Regions from separate parts of the Mus musculus genome. Here region 2 is linked to region 1. The links are chromatin loops, found by intact Hi-C in ENCODE. Cell type or tissue: heart. All regions are shown on one strand. Links, peaks and the distances in the headings refer to the core of each region. The heading gives the core; the rest is flanking DNA.

What was found. A loop is a pair of places that touch in the nucleus more often than their neighbours do. Peaks named below come from ENCODE experiments on the same cell type or tissue, not always from the same donor. Only the 100,000 strongest peaks of a DNase experiment are listed, where the experiment ranks them.
Region 2: a loop joins it to region 1, with 2.2 times the contacts of the local background. A loop is called at or near these places in 7 of 42 quality-filtered maps.

What each region holds. Positions count from the first base shown.
Region 1 is chr2:158,059,900-158,069,347 of GRCm38, reverse strand. All of the region lies in intron 6 of Rprd1b (regulation of nuclear pre-mRNA domain containing 1B), which reads right to left. Among named protein-coding and RNA genes, the nearest start is that of 2010009K17Rik, 27 kb to the left of the region's middle. In heart, for the core only: a CTCF peak has its summit at 4,394; DNase peaks (open chromatin) are centred at 4,037 and 4,657; H3K4me3 peaks cover 612 bases; H3K27ac peaks cover 4,402 bases.
Region 2 is chr2:158,336,071-158,345,518 of GRCm38, reverse strand. No RefSeq gene overlaps it. Among named protein-coding and RNA genes, the nearest start is that of Snhg17, 21 kb to the left of the region's middle. In heart, for the core only: a CTCF peak has its summit at 5,129 (motif pointing right); no DNase peak of the experiment used is centred there; H3K27me3 peaks cover 796 bases.

The DNA.
Region 1 (9,448 bases), core at 659-8,658:
AAATGGCTTGGACAGAACTGGTATGAATGAACAGATCCGAGGCAAAAAGAACACTGAGCCCTCCTAGTTACTATTACATTATAGGCACTATTTATTCTTTCTAATTTATATGTTAAAGAGACATGTAGATTTGAAGAAAAAGAATTATTAATGAAATACAAAATCCTCTTCTAATGAACTATTTGACTGTCCTTAAAGTCAAGCAAACTTATCAGACACTGCCTTGAGTATACACTCAAGGCCCTTTGACTAGAGGCACCCTTTCTTCTCAAAAGCCAACCTCCAAATCTAGGAGGGAAAGCAAAAACAAAACAAAACAAAGAAAACAAAAACAAAAACAGAGCCGGGCGTGGCGGCGCACACCTTTAGTCCCAGCACTCAGGAGGCAGAGGCAGGTGAATTTCTGAGTTTGAGGCCAGCCTGGTCTACAAAGTGAGTTCCAGGTCAGCCAGGATGACACATAGAAACCAAAAAAAAAAAAAAAAAAAAAAAACAAAAAACAAAAAAAAAAAAACAAAAAAAACAAAAAAACCCAAAAACAAAAGCAGAATTTTTCAACTAAGTGGTACCACATTCCAAATCATCTACCTATAGGCCTGGAGAAAGGAAGAACTGGTCTACAAAGTGAGCCCAGACCATATGGGAACAGCCTCAGACTAGAGGAAGTTCCCTGCCAAAGATAAGACTCTTAACCATGCTCAGAACTCCATCAGGTTATGATCAGCCCTGATTGCTGAGCTAAAGAGGGTGTCTTAGTCAGGGTTTCCATTACTGTGTAGAGACACCATGACCAAGGTAATTCTTATAAAGGACAACATTTAGATGGGGCTGGCTTTTCAGAGTTTTAGTCCATTATCATCATGGCAGGAAGCATGGCAGCATCCAGGCCTGTACAGAGCAGAAGAAGCTGAGAGTTCTACATCTTGTTCTGAAGGTAGCTAGAAGACTGGCTTTTAGGCAGCTAGTATGAGGGTCTCAAAGCCCATGCCCACAGTGACACACCTATTCCCAAAAGGCCACAGCTCCTAATAGTGCCACTCCCTGGGTCAAGCATATACAAACCATCACAGGTCAATCTGAGAAACCAGGAGGTGCAACAGAGAAAACTAGGAGGTTGTGGCAACAACAGGTTCTGTGAAGACAGAGTATTAAATGCTACAGAGAGGGTCAGAAGGTGGAGTCATAAGACAGAGAACTACCCCAGAACTAAAACTGTTACTTTACAAATGACAAAAATCAAGTAAGAAGTGGAGAAGTGGCCCAGCAGTTGAGAGGAACTGCTGCTCTTCCAGGACAGGGGTTTAGTCCCCAGCACCCACATCAGGTGCCTCACAACCACCTAGAACTTCAGCTCTTAAGATCTGATGCTTTCTTTTTGGCTTCCAAGGACGACTGCATACACATAATGCACATAAACTCACACACACACACACACACACACATGCACACGCATAGACATAAATAAAAAATAAATAAATTTTAACAACAACAAAAACCACATCAGAGCTAAAAGGCCACAATGGTAAGACCCTGACGGTCTGGAAGAGGCCATGCAGCTCCCACCAAGGTATCACAGTGGGGCAAGTCTAATGCTATGGAAACAACTCCCAGCCAGGCTATGCCCATTAGAAGTAAACACTATGAACAAAGCAACCACCAGGGACAGCATGGAGAACTGGACCCACCCACTCATGACCACTATGCTAGTCTCAAGGGTACTCAGAGGCCTTCCTTGCTGGGTAATTTTACCGTGTTGAAATTTACTATGTATGCTAAATTTAAAAAAGAAACTTAAGCACACCTTTTTCCAAATAATACTTCAAGATAAAGGACCCAAACCATGAAAGGAATGAACAAGGAGGTAGGCGGAGCCACGGTGGCCTGGTGGTATACGGAGCCATCTTAAGGTCCATGTTTACTCCCTGTAGTAACCAGGAGGTTGTCCTACACAAAAAGACTAGCTCTGGCCTTGTTTTAAGCTCTTCCTTCTGTTGAACTATTTCATTTAGTTTTAAAATTATATGTCTGGGTGGTGTGGGTATATGAGTGTAGTTGCCCAAGGAAGGCAGAAGAGGGGGTCAGATCCTCTAGAGCAGGAGTTTTAGGCAGGTTTTACTTAATTTAAATTTTTAATTATTACTTTTAAATTATATATATGGTGGGACAGGGAGGAGTGCACATGCGTGCAGGTATTCCTGGGAAGTCAAAGCCAGACTGGGAGTCTGCTGGAGCTCACATCACAGGCTGTTATGAGCTGCCAGACAATGGATGCTGGGAACTGAATTCGGGTCCTCTCAAAGAACAGGAGGTGGTTGTGAACCCCACGTAGGTACTAGGTCATGAAATGGGTGCTCTGCGAGAGCAGTGCACACTTCTTGGGACCACTGAGCCATCTGCCCCACTCCTTACTTTTTTTTTTTTTAAGGTAGTCTCATCTTAAGACTTAAAGCTACCCTTGAGCTCATATCACAATCCTCCTTCCTCAGCCTTCTGAATTCAGAGATTACAGCTGTGTATACCTGCATTACAAAAAGAAACAGAGATGTAACTTCTAGGCTGCAAAGCATTCAACCATCCTGCAGCTTCCCCTTTCCCAAAGCACCAGCTCTGAAGTGAGAGTAGAGGCCCAGCTTAACAGCAGGGCATTCACACAGACTAAAATAGCACACACTGGGGCAAACAGTTAGCTACCACAGCTCAAATGTCTGTCATCTGAACCCTACTCTTAAAATTATGCTCACTCAAGTCAGTGTTCTAAGTATCTGCCATTCCCCACAGCTGTCACTAATGCAAACAAGATCACTTAAAAGCCAGAAGCCAGCCCACTCTGCCTAATTAACTCTTCACTATTCACTCCTTACAAACAAAACAAAACAAACACTCTCCTTAACTTGGGGGTGGGGAGCTGCATCTGTAAGTTTCAGAAGAGAATGACAGCTCCTAAGACAGAGGTGGAGTAGGGGGAAGACCCTGAAACAGACACCCTCCAGTATGCAGAAGGACACACAGAAACAGCTCTAGAAATCTACAGGAAAATCATCCAAACACCAGTTACCAAAAGAGGTACAGAATAAAATGGAGAGGAAGAGTGAAGAGAGAAACGCTCACAAGGGAGCGGAGGAATCCGAACTGCTCACAGCTTCTTTTAGCAAGGAAAGTAGTTATGCAAAGTAAACAAACAAACAAACAAACCCAAGACTTAGAAACTCTACACATCACATCTTATTTTACAAATTTCTCTTTGTGGGGAGAAATGTGCCTCACCACATATAGCCCAGGTTTGCAATGGCCTGCAACTTAGGATCCTTTTGCCTCAACTTCTCACTGTTGGAATTACAGGTCTGTTCCACCATGCTTGGCTCTCCATTTTAAATTTAACAGAAAGAAATTAAATTAAAACTAATTCTTTGTAGTTATAAAGTAATGAGATGATGATTTTTTTCTTTATATATATCATCCAGGTTTTCTCTGGTTTATTATTTTTATAAAGAGGAGAAAAAAAAAAAAGAAAGAACAGAATATTCGGAGTAAGAATGGCTAAATAGCAAGAATTGGGGGAGAGGTAGAGCCGGCTTGAAACCTGCACACTGTATGTGCCACCTACTCCATCTCTGCAGGGCTGCTCAGAGGGGGGTTCAAGGCTGCCAGTACTGGGTTGGGTGTAGCTCAATGACACAGCACTTGCCAAGCATGAGTGAGGTCCTGGGTTTCAACCCTGAGCCCTATATGCGCTTGCACTCACACATACCACTCATATCTTGCTAGATGTAGATCTGGCCAGAACTATTAGGGTTGGCGAAGAGAAAGGACCAAGAGGAGTCCAATACCCCAATGTCCAGCCCCATGCCACTCATGGAACTTCAAATACCAACTCAACAAGGTGTCCTCACAGATTGGAGGAAAACATGAAGGAGTGGGGATGGAGGAGACTTCCCTAACAAAGCAGGTGACAAGGCAGGGAACAAGCCTGCTATGGAAAGGATCCAAGTACCAGACCCTGTGATCACCTGGCAGGAGCGAGCAAAATCGCCTGCTTCAGTATCCGTTCTAACTGCCCTTAGAGCTGACAACACTCGTCTAGTGAGGTCAGAGCTGTGCCCTGCAAGTGCAGGTATTCAGGGCCACTTGACTGTCCTGACAAGCTCCGTGTGAGGCAGGTCTAGTCACATTCACTAAGGTCAGGAGATCTCTCACTGACACTATGACCTTGAGCTCCTTATATAAACCTAGAGATTAATTCCTTTATAAAAGACAAGACTAATTCTTTTATGATTGCTTGCATTTACTATAAGGGACAGTGAGATAAGATACTGGTTTTGATCATGTGTGAAAGAGGAAGAATATATTCCAAAGCTGGGCAAAAGAACTCTCTATCTCCACCTACTGTTTGTCCCACTGTTGAAACAATGGTTTCTAAGCATCTGCACCCTGAGGAAGAGATGCTGCCAAAACCAACAGGCCATCAGTGTGGTTTAGAAATTCCTTGACTGGAGCCAAAGAATTTCCCGAGTTGTTAAAACCTGCAGTGAACAGAAATACAAAGAGTCACACAGCAATGCTGGATTCTACATCATTCTGCCCTCCCAGCTGTGTTGTCTGAAGTCAAATTCTTAAGGATTCATTACAGGCCAGGAAGAGGTGACAAGTGCAGAGAAACAGCCACAGCCCGAGTTCATCAGGTCATTTCTCCCTTGCCTCCAGAGCATGCGCATAGGCAATAGATAGAGGGCAGCAAGGGGCAGGGTAGATTCAACACTCACAAGTCATTCTGGGATGCTTGCCTGCAGTCACTGCTACCTCCCTGCATAAGGTTATCATTGTTCCACAACAGGATGCTTTGGAACCGTCTAAATGACTCAACTCTGGCTACTCTCGTAGAAGAATAAGATGTCTTCCTGCTGTTTGTCTCATGGAATGAAGTTTCAAGAACAAAAACTTACAAAAGTTACCAGATATGTGTCCTGTATTCTATTCCTGCCCTGTAGCTAGCTTCCTCCTCTGGGTCCGAGTTCCTTCACCAATTCATAAATCAAACCACAAGACCTTTAAAATCCCTTTAGCTCAATAATTCCGTTACATGGATATCCAGGCACCTGTGTCACTCTGCTTTGTAATGTGGGTACCCTGGTAACTTTGCAGAGGGTACATATGCATGCCTTCTAGAGATGAGGAGTACCACTGGCTTGACCAGGGAGACTTACGGTGCCTACACAGTGCCAAACACACCAGTAAGTGACACTCTGCTATGCTTATTAAAATTCTGCTGCAGAGATTAAAGTGGGCTTAGTGTAAGGCCATCTAGCTTTTATTCACGGCCTAAGAGACAAGACCCCACCACCATAGGGATTAAATGGAACTACTCGTAAAACTCAAATGGATTTCTTTTCTTTTGCAGAAATTAAAAAGGTGATGGCAAGTCCTAAATTGATACAGAATTTTAAGAGCTCTTACACAAAACAACACAGGGGGAAACAGACTGAAGACATGTGCTTCTCACTTTCAAACTTCCTACAGAGCTGGACACTAAAGTGAGGTGCCATCGGAAGGCATGCAGACATCCGTGGTACACACCGGAGAATGCATACATCTATGGCCAATCATTTTTTGACAAGGGTGTCAGGGTGTCACACATTCAGTTGGAGGAAAAAGCAGTCATTTCAACAAATCCTGCTGGGCAAATGAACAGCTTCTCTTATCAGGAGCTGACTCTCTTCCTCACACCATATACAAAACTCATGTCAGACACTAAAGCTCCTAAAAAGCACAATGAGGAATCTTCATGTCTTACAACTGGCCAATGGTTTCTTAGATGCAACATCCAAAACAAGACCAACAGGAAAAATTAGAGTAAAATTGAAACTCATTAAAATAAAAATAATTTAAAAAATAAATAAATAAAAATAACCTTCACAGTAGGAAAAAATTTATGCAAATGTTGTCTGGTAAGAACACAACTATCTGAATACATAAAGAACACACAGACTCAAACTGCAAATAACCCAACTTGAAAGCGTACAAAGCGACTTGAATAGACATGCTTGCCACAAGGACACCTAAGGTCCTGGATTAGGCAATGATGCTCATCACTACTGCTATTCTGAGAAACACCAATCAATCACCACAGGTACAAGTTCACAGTCCCAGGCTGGTTAGGGGAAAAAAGTGGTAAGTATTGGCAGGAATGTGAAGACCTGAAGCAGAAACTAAGCAGCCATCATGGGCAACCGTTTGGCATGTGAGTGTCAAAAGGTTAAATACAGAATCACTATTGCAATTTGATCTGGCAATCCCAACCCTAGTATAACACATACCCAAGAGAAATGAAAACATGTCTACAAAAACTTGTTATGTGACTATCTACAGAAGCATTATTCATTGTTCACTGTAACCAAAAAGTAGATGTGACTCAAATGCCATTCAATAATAATGAACACATTGTGGCAGATCCATATAACAGGTACTAGCTACTACTATTGCAATAATTATCAATATTTGCACTAATATTTATCCTCAGTAGGAACACAGTACTAGTACATGGAACTTTGTGGATAAACCTCAAATTATTACCTAACTGAAAGAAGAGACACGAGTATGTAAAATCCCCAGGAGAAGCACTGTCCAGACAGAAAGCATATTAGTGGTTCCCAGGAGCAGAGAGGGTGAGGGCACAGGGAGTGACTGCCTAACAGGGATGGGGTTCCCCTCTGCAGTGATGAAAATGTTTGAGTCTTTACAGAGGATAGCTGCTCTGTACTAGGAAGTACTAAATGTCACTGAAATGTACGCTCTTGCAAATGGTTCACTTTATGTTTTGCAATTTCACCTCAACCTACAAACAAATCTCTAGCCAGGAATTCATTTAGAGCTCTGTCCTTATGGCAGTCTGTATACCATAGCCAGCCCCTTCTGGTCTAGATGGACACACACCATGGTTTAATGTATGAAGCTGCTGTGCTGGGAGGTGAGACTGCAGGCACCTGACTTCTTGTTTTGTTTTACTTTAAAGCTTGTACAAGCAACTTCTCTCTTCCACCTTTCCCCCATCCCATCCTGATAGCTCTGATGAACATATGCATATTTCATCCAAAATGACAGGACAGGAACTCTGATCAACCTGCTCAGACTAAGACTTGTGAGCTTTAAGCACCTGCTTGGCCCAAGAGTCACCTTTGTCAGCAAGAAACAAAAGTTCCCTTGTTCTGACAGTCATGTCTGGAAGCTGTTCTGGTACCTTTGGCTTTTACCCTTTTCAGTCCACCTTGCTTTAGACCCCACACTGTAGCTGTGAGTAACACCAGTCCCTTCCAGTCTTCTTTTCTATTTCTAGGTTTTCGGCACAAAGTACTGCAGATTTGCATTAGCTGTCCCTTTGACCTTGCTTGTAGTTTAGGAGAAGAGTGGTACAATAGTGCCAACCATGACACTCAGAAGCATAAAATGGCTTAAAAAAGCCATCATTTCTAAATGAATCCTAATTCCACTTAAAGGAAAAAGGAAGGGCAGCTGCACAAAGGGGAAACCGTATGATTTTCTCCCACAGTCACCTTTACTAATACCTTCTCTGCAACCAGATATGAAATCAAATCTCTCACATCACTTAATGGACCTAGAAACAGCTCTCTCTATAGGAAAAGATGACTTCCCCTAAGGAATCGGAGTCAAGAGCAAGCATTTTCTGAGAACAAGTATGCTCCTAGTGCTATGACCACAGTCAAAGAGCACAATGCCCACCAGACCTAAGGAGGTTGGCTAAGGTGGCTGGTGTTTAGAAAGTACTTGTGCATTTGACACTGTGCATACATCATTAATAAACATATAGTCAAATTAATGTTATTCATACATTTCTCTTGGTCTGTTTCAATAGAAACATGGTGAGCTCTAAGATGCTCCTTCCTCTAAGCCTTCCCACACTCTCCATTAAGTCTTTGCTTGCTGCAGTTCTCTCTCTGGAGGGAAGTTAAGGAGAAAAAGGACACAGGCTCCTGTCCTCAGGGAAAGCCTTGCTCAGAGCAGCACCTCCAGCCGGGCGTGCATCGGACCCATCTTTGCAATGTGTCCATGTGAGCAGGTGAGCTGGTTTCTCCCTGCACACGAGACCCCACCTGCACACGAGACCCCAGTTCCCCACAGGGTCTCTACTGCCTAGGTCCATCCATGCTATGTCTCTTCACAAACTGTCCAGGCCTCTGGCTGCTCCCCTCTTATACACACATCTCTCTTCTCCAATCGCCAGTTCCTTTTACAAAAAGGCTTTACTCTCAGTATCTTAAACCACAACTAAAATTGTTGATTGTCTTAACTCCATTAGCTGTCTGGTTTCATGTTCATCTATGATGTTGACACAGACTATGCAATTTCCTTCTGTGAGCCAAAATGGGTCCCCCTTCCCTCCAAATTCTGATCTAGTGCCCCACCCCTTCAAGGTTCAGAAGTCACTAGAAACCCAACATGAAGTTCTCAATGAGAGAGATGCTTGCTATCTGAAGGATAAACAAAGCTAAAAGAATAAAATACAGAAAAACTTGACTGTTAGCTAATTAGAATTGTGGAGAGAGACTCCCAAGAAAACAACTCTATGTCCAGGAGTCCATCAACTGTAGCATTTATACTCCGAAGACAATGAAAGGTTTCCAAACAGATTTAACCGGCCTCTCAATTTGGCACTGTCAAGAACTGTTTGTGCTATGGAAGGAAGGTGGAGGAATATGCAGCACCAAGCCTTTCCTCAGGCTGCACTCTGGGCATTATCATCACCATCAGGACAGAATGGAAGAAGATCAGCCTACTATAATGGGTGAGAGGAAATCTTAAATTCAGAAGAGCAGACTGTTCATGTCTGCACGGATAAAGAGCTAATGCCATACCTCAGCCTTTTATATTTTATCTAGACATTTGCTTTTTAAATTGCAGCAAACTTCATTTTATTTTCACAATGAATGGTCCAGCCCAGCCAGCTGGTTGATATGGTTTGGGACAGGAACCCTGAGCTCTAACTGCCTTGCGATGCCAGGATCTTCCTCCTCCATCCTCAACAATGACATGCTATTCGGTGAACTAGCAACAATAAAGCTGCCAAAGCTACAAAATGACTGACCTCTGATCTTCTGTACCTCATAACTTCTTGGGGTATCCAGTAAGCTACCTATTCTGCAAAAGCCCAGCCCTATCCCCCATCCGACAGATACCTAATTATAAATGGGGAAGAAACAGAACGAAGGGTTAACTGGCTCTACAACAGTCTCCTTCTCAAAGACTGTCCTCTATGGTGGCTGGCCACGTTCTACCCAACAACAGCTGCTCATGATAATCAATGTCTGACAGATCAGAGAAAGCCCTTAATGTGTCGCCAAGGGGCAGTTCAACAGATGGCACGATGACTTACAACCAGAATCATTAATTACAATCTCTTATTAGTCCCAGGGTACAGTGAAAATGCTTCCTCAGTGAA
Region 2 (9,448 bases), core at 849-8,848, 280 kb before region 1:
CTGGAGAGATGGCTCAGTGGTTAAGAGCACCGACTGCTCTTCTGAAGGTCCTGAGTTCAAATCCCAGCAACCACATGGTGGCTCACAATCATCCGTAATGAGATCTGACGCCCTCTTCTGGTGCATCTGAAGATAGCTACAATGTACTTAGATATAATAATAAATAAATCTTTAAAAAAAAGAAAAGAAAAGAAAATGCTCTATAAGCATACCTACAGCCCAATCTTACAGAGACATTTTCTCAATTGAGGCTCTCTCCTCGTAAATGACTTTAGCTTGTGTCAAGTTGATACAAAACCAGTCAGCACACACAACATGTCTACCCTGATTAAACACTTCATAACGTATGTATCAAAACATTTCATGCCCTCCTCCAAATATGCACAATTTTGTTTTTAGGTATGGTTTAAAAAATAAGCTTGAATTGAACAAAACCAAAAAGATTAGCGATATGTAAGGGCAGGAGAGCTTTAAAAATGTGTGGATCAGCTCTGGGGAAATGGCATTGCTGGTAAAGGGCTTGACGTATAAGCATGAGTTACTGAGTTTGAGCCCCGGAGCCCCTGTAAAGTTCCAGGCATAGAGATGTAATCTCGGTGCTAGGGCGTCAGAGACAGGTAGCTTCCTGGGGCTCCCGGCCTGGCCTAGAATCAGCCTCAGTCCCAGTAAAAGAACTCTGTCTTTAAAAAAGAAAAAACTAGGGAGATACCTCCTCAGGAGTGACATCTCAGGATATTGTCTGGTCTTCATGCATACACATGCACCCATGTACATTTGAACATAGACAAACATGCAAAAATTGGGGGAGGGATGAGATGGATCAACAGGAGAAAGGACTACCATACAACCTGACAACTTGTGTTCAATCTCTGGAACATATACATAATCACACACACACACACACACACACACACACACACACACACACACACACAGGCATGCACGCACACCAATAATAAAGTTTTTTATTTGTTTGAGATCGGGTCTTTCTTTCTATGTACACCAGGCTAGCCTCTATCTCACAATAATCCATATCCCTCTGCCTTCCCAGCACTAGAATTAAAGGCCAACCAACTCACAACTAAGCTTAAATGTGAATGAATGATGAGAAGCCAGCCTGGAGACCAGACGGGAGATCCTGGCTGGACTATGCCACACAATGCATGCTCTAGGCAGTACAGTGCTAAACAACTTATTTTCTTTTTTAAAGAGATATTTATTCGCTGGGTGGTAGTGGCACATGCCTTTAATCCCAGCACTTGGGAGGCAGAGGCAGGTGGATTTCTGAGTTCGAGGCCAGCCTGGTCTACAGAGTGAGTTCCAGGACAGCCGGGGCTACACAGAGAAACCCTGTCTAGAAAACAAACAAACAAAAAAGATATATTTATTCCCTTTTTATGTATATGAGTACAGTGTAGCTGCCTTTAGACACACTAGAAGAGGGAATTATATGCATTATAGATGGTTGTGGGCCACCATGTGGGTGCTTGGAGTTGAACTCAGGACCTCTGGAAGAATAGTCAGTGCTCTTAACCTCTGAGCCATCTCTCCAGCCTGCTAAACATTTTCATAAGGTGGGCATGCGGTTATAGCTGCTGGGATCCGGAAATGCGATTGACTTGCACCCTGTAAGTTCTCCTTATTGTCTGCTCAGTCGTTGCTCTAAGGAAACTGTGTCCCAACTTCAGACTGCATAGATTGCGTTGCCTATTTTTGAAAGTTACATAAATGGAGCGCACACAGCACAAGGTCCTTTGTGTCTGGCTTTCTCTGAGCATTGTATTGGAGAACTCATGCATTGCTGTTGCCCTGGGAACACTTACGCCAATCTCAGAGCTTGAGGAACAGCTGGAGGGAAATGGTGCGTGAGATGGACAGACACTGCTTGCCACCAGTGCATGCTGGGAGAGAGCATAGCCAGACAGGGCTGTGGGTGCAGGTGTCCATGTCCAGGCCATGTAGCTGCTAGCCTAGCACATTCACACTGGAATTGCAACCCTAACACACAGAGCCAACATTCTGTGTCCAGATGGATAGCTAATATTCTCTAGATAGCAGCCATCTTTGGGCCCACAAGTCTTTTTTTTTTTTTTTTTGAGACAGGGTTTCTCTGTGTAGCCTTGGCTGTCCTGGAACTCACTCTGTAGACCAGGCTGGCCTCGAACTCAGAAATCCGCCTGCCTCTGCCTCCCGAATGCTGGGATTATAGGTGTGCGCCACCATGCTCAGCTTGGGCCCACAAGTCTTACAATTTGTATCCCCAACAGTCCTTTCACTGAAAATTGCTCCTTATCACACATTGCTTATGTCTTTAAATTTTTTTTTTTTAATTTTAGTTTTTTAAGACAAGGTTTCACTATGGCCTAGAACTCACTATGTAGAGCAGGCTGGATTTGAACTCATAGAGGTCCATCAACACTATCTCGGGAGTGCTAGAATTACAGTCCTGTGCCATCATTCCTGGTCAGTTAATTACTCTTTACATTTTAAATGTCCATAGACAGGTAGACATCTTTCCTTTTCGCAGGTCTCCACGAATCCACAGTCTACAACTTACATGACACCACTGAGCCATTTGGGGGAAGTCTTTCCTGCACCCCTCTCGCTCTGACACATTTATTTTGCAACGTTTCTTATCATAATCATCACCTCACTTTCTAAATGCTACCTCCTAAATGGAAGAAAGTGAGGCTGGATCAGCTGCCATTGTCCTGTTACCACAAAGAAAGAGGCTGGATGTGGCTGAAGCATCCCTGGGGGCTCGGGGACAGGGGGAGAGAAAGGGAACTGCCTGTGAGTTCCTGTCTCTAAGCCCAGCCTGAAGTCTGATCTCAGTTTCAGTGCCATGAACTGGAGGGGCTCTTTTATGCCACAACTGACCTTACTGATTTTCTGGAGCCTAGGGGACAAATCTCATGAGATCTATTGAGTGAAGAGACCTCAGAGGTCAAGAGAGGTAGCCGATCTCTAGACTCCACAGAACTTGAGATCCAGTCCCAATGGCAGTTTGTCCATTTGCAGGTCATCATTTCTGAATCTCACTGGTGGATGGAGAGGCCCCAGGACAGTCAGTCAATGGGCCCAACTCTTTGTGGGAGCTTCCTTGGATGAAACCAGGCAGGAGGGGCTGGTACCTATCTTTGGTCTTCATATGTGTGACCATCTGTGTCTGTCACTTCCGAGCCTTCTGGAAATGATGACTTCTTTAGGAAGAACCCGCTGTGCAGAATCTGGCTGCCACAGTCGGAAGGAGAGACTGAAGAAAGTTGGACAAACCTGAGATTTCACAGGATGCAAACTGTCAGAGACTCCAGATAGGGACATATGTTGGGAAGCAGTGACACAGGACGGTCACTGCCTCTAGACAGGAAAAGGGAATCTATAGTTTTTGTTCTTGTCTGTGCCCATCTTTTTCTCTGCCTTCATGGCTCTGCTCCTATCCGTCTGCATGTCTACTCTGCTGCCTCTACCCATTCTCCAGGTTGCCAATCTCCTCCCTTGCCCTAACAAACCTCCTTACACCAGATCTGTTGCATGTCATAACTACCCGGCACACCTTGGCATATATTTCACAGTGTCCACCAAGGTGGACACTTTTATGTGATTCAGACAACTCTTAAATGTATTTTATTTTAATTAGTTACTTTATTTTTCCAAAACAGGTTTTCTCTGTGTAATATCCCTGACACTCCTGGATGAAACTTACTTCATAGACTAGGCTGGTCTCAAACTCACAGAGATCTTCCTGGCTCTACTTTCCAAGTGTTAGGATGAAAGGCATGGACCACCACTGCCTGGCCTTATATTTTAATTTTTAGTTTTTTGTTATTGATTTTATTTTATTTGTCTCTTGTGATTTTATCTGTACTGTGGGCCTCACCTTATCTGCCACCTAGGGCACAGGAGGGAGAGAATCGAAATGACCAACATCACTCTTGCATAAGTCCAGCTGAATGAACAAGTCAACAAGTCCACACTGAGTCAAGGGTGACAGAGGACTAAGTGTGAGCTGCAGTCACAGGTCAGGTTGGGGATCTGATCTGAACAGCCAGCCAGGCCACTGCACAAGGTAGTGTCACAGCAAGTGACCTGCACAGAGTGGCCATGCCTTACAGAGACACACAGAAGCGTTTACAAGGCAGACTGGGGCTGTGGTGATCTATGGTGTGCATTGTCAACTTGACAGGGTCCAGAATCATTTAGAAAACAAACCTCTGGGTTTGGCTGTGATGGGTTATCTAGATTAGGTTAAGTTGGGACGACTCACTTTTCCTGTGGGGAGCAACACTTCATAGCCTGAGGTACCAGGCTGAATGGAAAGGAGATGGCAGGCTAAGCACCAGCGATCATCTCTTTTTTTCATTGTAGATGCAATGTGACCAGCTTCCTCAAGCTCCCAGCATCCCGACTTCTAAACCATGATGACTGTACCCTCAAACTGTGAGCCAAAAGAAACCCCCTCTCTCTGTACACTACCTTTATCAGGGTGTTTTGTCACAGCAACAAGACAAGTGACTAACACAGTGTGTTCCCATGATAGAAACACCAGACGCCATGTTACTTAACAATCAGTCAACCTTAAATTAAATCAACAGTAGAAAGGACACAAAGACCAAACACCCAAAACACTTGGCACCCCCTCTTCAGTTCCATGTGAGAGCAACGGGAAGTCAAAATTGCAAGTTCAAATTCAAATGAGAAAAAAAGAAACAAACCAAAAACACATTGCATCAAAAGTGATGAGATCCAAGGGCTGGAGAGATGGCTCAGGGGTTAAGAGCACTGGCTGCTCTTGCAGAGGACCCACCTGGCAGCCCACATCCTCTGCAGACACCAGGCACACATGTGTGCATAGACATACATTCTGACAAACACTCATACACATAAAATAAAAATAAATCTTTTTTTTAAAGTGATGCGATTCAGCTAAGATCGAATTGAAAGGAAAATGTCATTTCTGAAAAAGAAGAAAACAGATGAATGAAAGATGAATTCAACTCATAAAGACATAAAGAGAGCAGCAAAATAGATGTGAGAAAAGACGGATTGAAAACAGGAAGAAACGAATGAATCCCGGTCCTTCACTAAAATAAATAAGATTAACTGAAGAGCTGCGTTCTGGGCCACAGCCTCTAGAGGGCGCCACGAGGCAGCCTAAGGAGGGCCAAAACAATATACTCAGAGGAAGTCCAATTAGCATGGAGGACAGAAGAATAAGCACAAGACAGTTAATATGCATTTTAATTGCATAAATAATGCATGGGTGCATATTTACTGGAGATAGAAGTCAAATAAAAAGAATAGGCAGAGCAAAATGCAGAGGCCCTCTTTACAGGGTCTCCAGGGCCGCCATGGCAGATTGCCCCAGCCTGGGTGATTGGTGACTAGAAGCAGAGATGGAGGCCTTGGAAGGGACCCATTCTTCAGAGGCCGCTCTCCTTGGCCTCATGCTGTTGTCTCCCTGGGCGTAAGCACCCGGGTGTCTCTGCTCACCTGTATTTCCTCTACTCCTGCTTGGTGAGATTGGACCAGGTGCCCCGATTGCTGGATTTTAATTCAGTCAAATTCCCAAAGGCTATATGTCTCCAATCACAGTCCCATTCTGAGGTGCAGGGTGGAGGTGGGCAGAGGGGTGAGGCCAGAGCTTCCACTTGGAAGATCACAGATCAGCTAGTGACACTGTCTTCCACGGGGATCGCTTCAACTTCTAGAATTCTTTCCAGGAGTCACGTGATTGTCCACGTCCGTGGGGCCAGCACAGTCAAACCAAGGCTAGGTGGGTTCAGCATCACCCCTTCCTATGTCTAAGTACTATGGTCAAATCCTACTAGGCAACACTGTTCTCTTAGCCAAGCAAGCATGTTTTGGTAGAGAACTGGAAAACTAGAGTACTTAAAACAATGTAATGCGGGCTGGAGAGGTGGCTCAGCGGTTAAGAGCACTGACTGCTCTTCCAGAGGTCCTGAGTTCAAATCACAGCAACCCATGACGACTGACAACCATTTATAACTGGATCTGATGTCCTCTTCTGACACATTAGTGCACATGCAGATAGAGTACGTATATACATACAATAAATAAATCGAAAAAGAAACTCAATGCTAATTTCCTTTAAAAGCAGGGTGATTTACTGAAAAATATAAGCTTAAGAAAACAAATGTCAAGAATTGACTACAAAGGCTATTAATGTCTGGGAACCAACCGGAAATGGTTGGAAGGAGCCAAGGATCCATCCAAGATGGGTGACGGATGATGTCAACATTCTTTCTGATGCTCTCAAGTGATTTCAAAGGCCAATGAGGGGTGCCACATGAGCCCGTGTTACTGATGAGCAAGCTGAGACCCTGAAGACAGTATTTTGACTGGAGGATGTAAGACTGTCTGTTAAAAGGATCATGCACAGATCTGTTCTGTAAATACCAGTATATGGCGACTGAGCTCTTTGGTAAAATGAACTGTGACTATTGAGAGCCAGGGTTCTCTGTTAAGAAAAAAAAAGTTACAAATAAGGAGGGTTGAGGGGTATAGGTGAGTGGTAGAGCCCTTGCCTAGCTCTTGTGAGGCTCCGAGTTCAAAAATAGGCAAATAAGAAAGAACTAGAATGAACTCTGTGTAGTGTTGGGTTGGAATCAGGAATGGTGGTAGAAAACCACGGTTGTGCTGGGCGTAATGCCAGCACTTGGGAGGCAAAGACAGGTGAATTTCTGAGTTGGAGGCCAGCCTGGTCTACAGAGTGAGTTCCAGGACAGCCAGGGCTATACAGAGAAACCCTGTCTTGGAAAAAAAAAAAAAGAAACAAAGAAACAAACAAACAAAAAGAAAACCATGGAGCTGGAGAGATGGCTCAGTGGTTAAGCGTACCGATTGCTCTTCCAAAGGCCCTGAGTTCAAATCCCAGCAACCACGTGGTGGCTCACAACCATCTGTAATGATAACTGAATCTCTTCTGGAGTGTCTGAAGACAGCTACCGTGTACTTACATATAATAAATAAACCTTTAAAAAAAGAAAACCATGGTTTTTACTAAATAAATATACATATACGTATATACACACATAGATGGACAAACACAGAAGCATGAATATCCTTGTTCTGCCCACTCACAAGTCCCACAGGCAATGACACCCAGCAACACCGGGCACATCTTGAGATTTTTCTGGCTGGACCTTGGCCTCTCAGGTTCCTTTGCCAGTAAAAGGAGACAGAGTTGTCTGAGGAGAAGAATAACCTGGGATGTGGTAAGGGAAGTGCCAGGTGAGCCTGGCTCGAATTATGGTGCTCCAGAGCAGGGGAGCATGCCGAAAGGGAAGGGCCAAAACCTGTGCAAGCTTTGGTTCAGGGTCACCCTCTGAAAGGTCTATTCTTATTGCCTTTGGTCTTGGGCTCCCACCTCTGGACTTGACATTTCCTAGCCTATAGACCTTCCAATTCTCTCCTGAAGTCCCCAGACAGTTCAGAGCCTCTGAAAGAGTGAGCACAAAGTGGCTAATCCTTTTACGGTGGTGTCTGTGCTCTGAACAGGAGTGGTCTGTAGGGAAGACAGGGGCAGCTGAGCGTGTGCGGTGTGCGCATTAGAGATCACTTACAGCTGGCAATAAACGGGAGGCTCGTGGCCCAGGGCAGCTCCGTACCACAGGAGGATTGGAGCGTTGGACTAAATGAGGGGACTCAAATCAACAGTACACATGGCCCAACCAGCCCTGCCCTGAATCACAGAAGACGCAGTAACGCCTGCTTCCTGCCCTCAAGGCAATTATAATCTATTTAGGATGTAGACATAAAACACAGGGGAAAGAGATGGCAAAGCACTTAAACAGCAATTCCCAGTCCTGCACCTCCATTAGCTGTCAAACGAACTGCAGCGGTAATGACAAACATTACTGGAATTGTGAACTAGGAGAGGTTATTTGGTTGTAGATGCCTGCTTTCTTCCTGAGGGAAACGAAGGGTTACTCCCATTTGCTGAGCACTTACTACAAAAGGTGGCAATTCCCATACCTTAATGCTCTTGCCTCCAAGTCTCCGTCCATCCTTTTTTATATTTTGTATTAACTAAAGCCAACACTTGTGAATGAGACAAGTTCCAATCTCAGGGCCTAACTGTATCAGAGCTTTATTGGTCCATGCAGCACGGCTTGATTCTGGAAACCTGACTGGGGTAATGAAGGAAAGAAGAGAGGACAGACACACGGACACATGCACAGAAAGGCTGGGGTTAGATGGGCCATGCTGGCTCTGATGGAGCAGCACCAACTATACAAGAACCCAGAATCTCAGAGTATCTACTATGTACGTCCAGCAGGAGAAGGAGGGGTTGGCTAGTCTTGGTGGTTAGTCTCTGTAGGGGAGCACACTGGAGCTGTAAACATCTTGAAAGAGGAAGCTGCCACCATGACTTCTGTATAACATGTCTTCTGCTAACATTCCCACACAGACCAGAGGAAGGCTTTGCCAATTCTGGTGGGTCTGTGGTACCCATCCTTGTTCATAAACATCACACCCTCTGCTTCCCCACAGTATATTTCTGCTGGTATAATGAAGTCCAAATGATGGTGTACGATGCTATGGGTGTCAACATGGGGCTGACAAACAGGAGGTAAGAGGGATGAAGGAAGGTCAGTGTGAAGGGGAGAGGTATAAGAATATCTGCACTCCCAATTCATATGTGTATGGTTTCTTAAGATGGGGCCTTTGCAAGATAAGTGGGTCAGGAGGATGGGGCCCTCACCATGGGGTTAGTGCCCTTACAAGAAGAGATAGAGACTGACTCTCTGACTCTTTGCTTTCTATCAAGTAAGGGTGCAACGAAAAGAGAGCCAACTTTCAACCAGACAGACACCCTCACGGGGCGCTGGATCTGTCAGCACCTTAATCTTGTCTGCCATCGTTTCCAACTGTGAAGAATATTTGCTTATCTCTTAAGCCGTCCAGTCTGGTAACTCTTTAGGGTAGCCCCCCGCCCCCTCAATGGCTGGACTAGCTGGCACTAGCAGTGCATGGCTTCCCAGTCACCCCGTATCCTTTCTGTTTGTTGGAGCCTTTTCTTAACAATTGTTTTGTGTTGGCTCTTAGCAGGTGGCTTTCAGAACCCTGATTTCCCTAGGAAGTCTGCCGGGGCAGGGGAGGCATTGAAAGAAAGCCAGCTTTGTTTGGGTCTGGGGGATGCGGGTGCTTCGGAGCTGAGCAGACGAGAGCATCCTTCTGCAGCAGCCCATCCGTACCTGGTGTTTCTGCTGCAGACAGAGGCGATGCTCATAGCCCCACGAGATCACTCAAGATGAGGCATACCTCCTCAAAGGAAACCAGAGATGGGGGGCCTTGGATTTTTCAGGGGCCCCTGGTGGGAAGTCATTTTCTTCTGGCTCATAAGGCAGCCATCTGTTCTGCTGTGTTTTACTACCTCCATTTCTCAGAGGGCCAGGGGGAGGCAGGCCCAGGTGGGCATGCT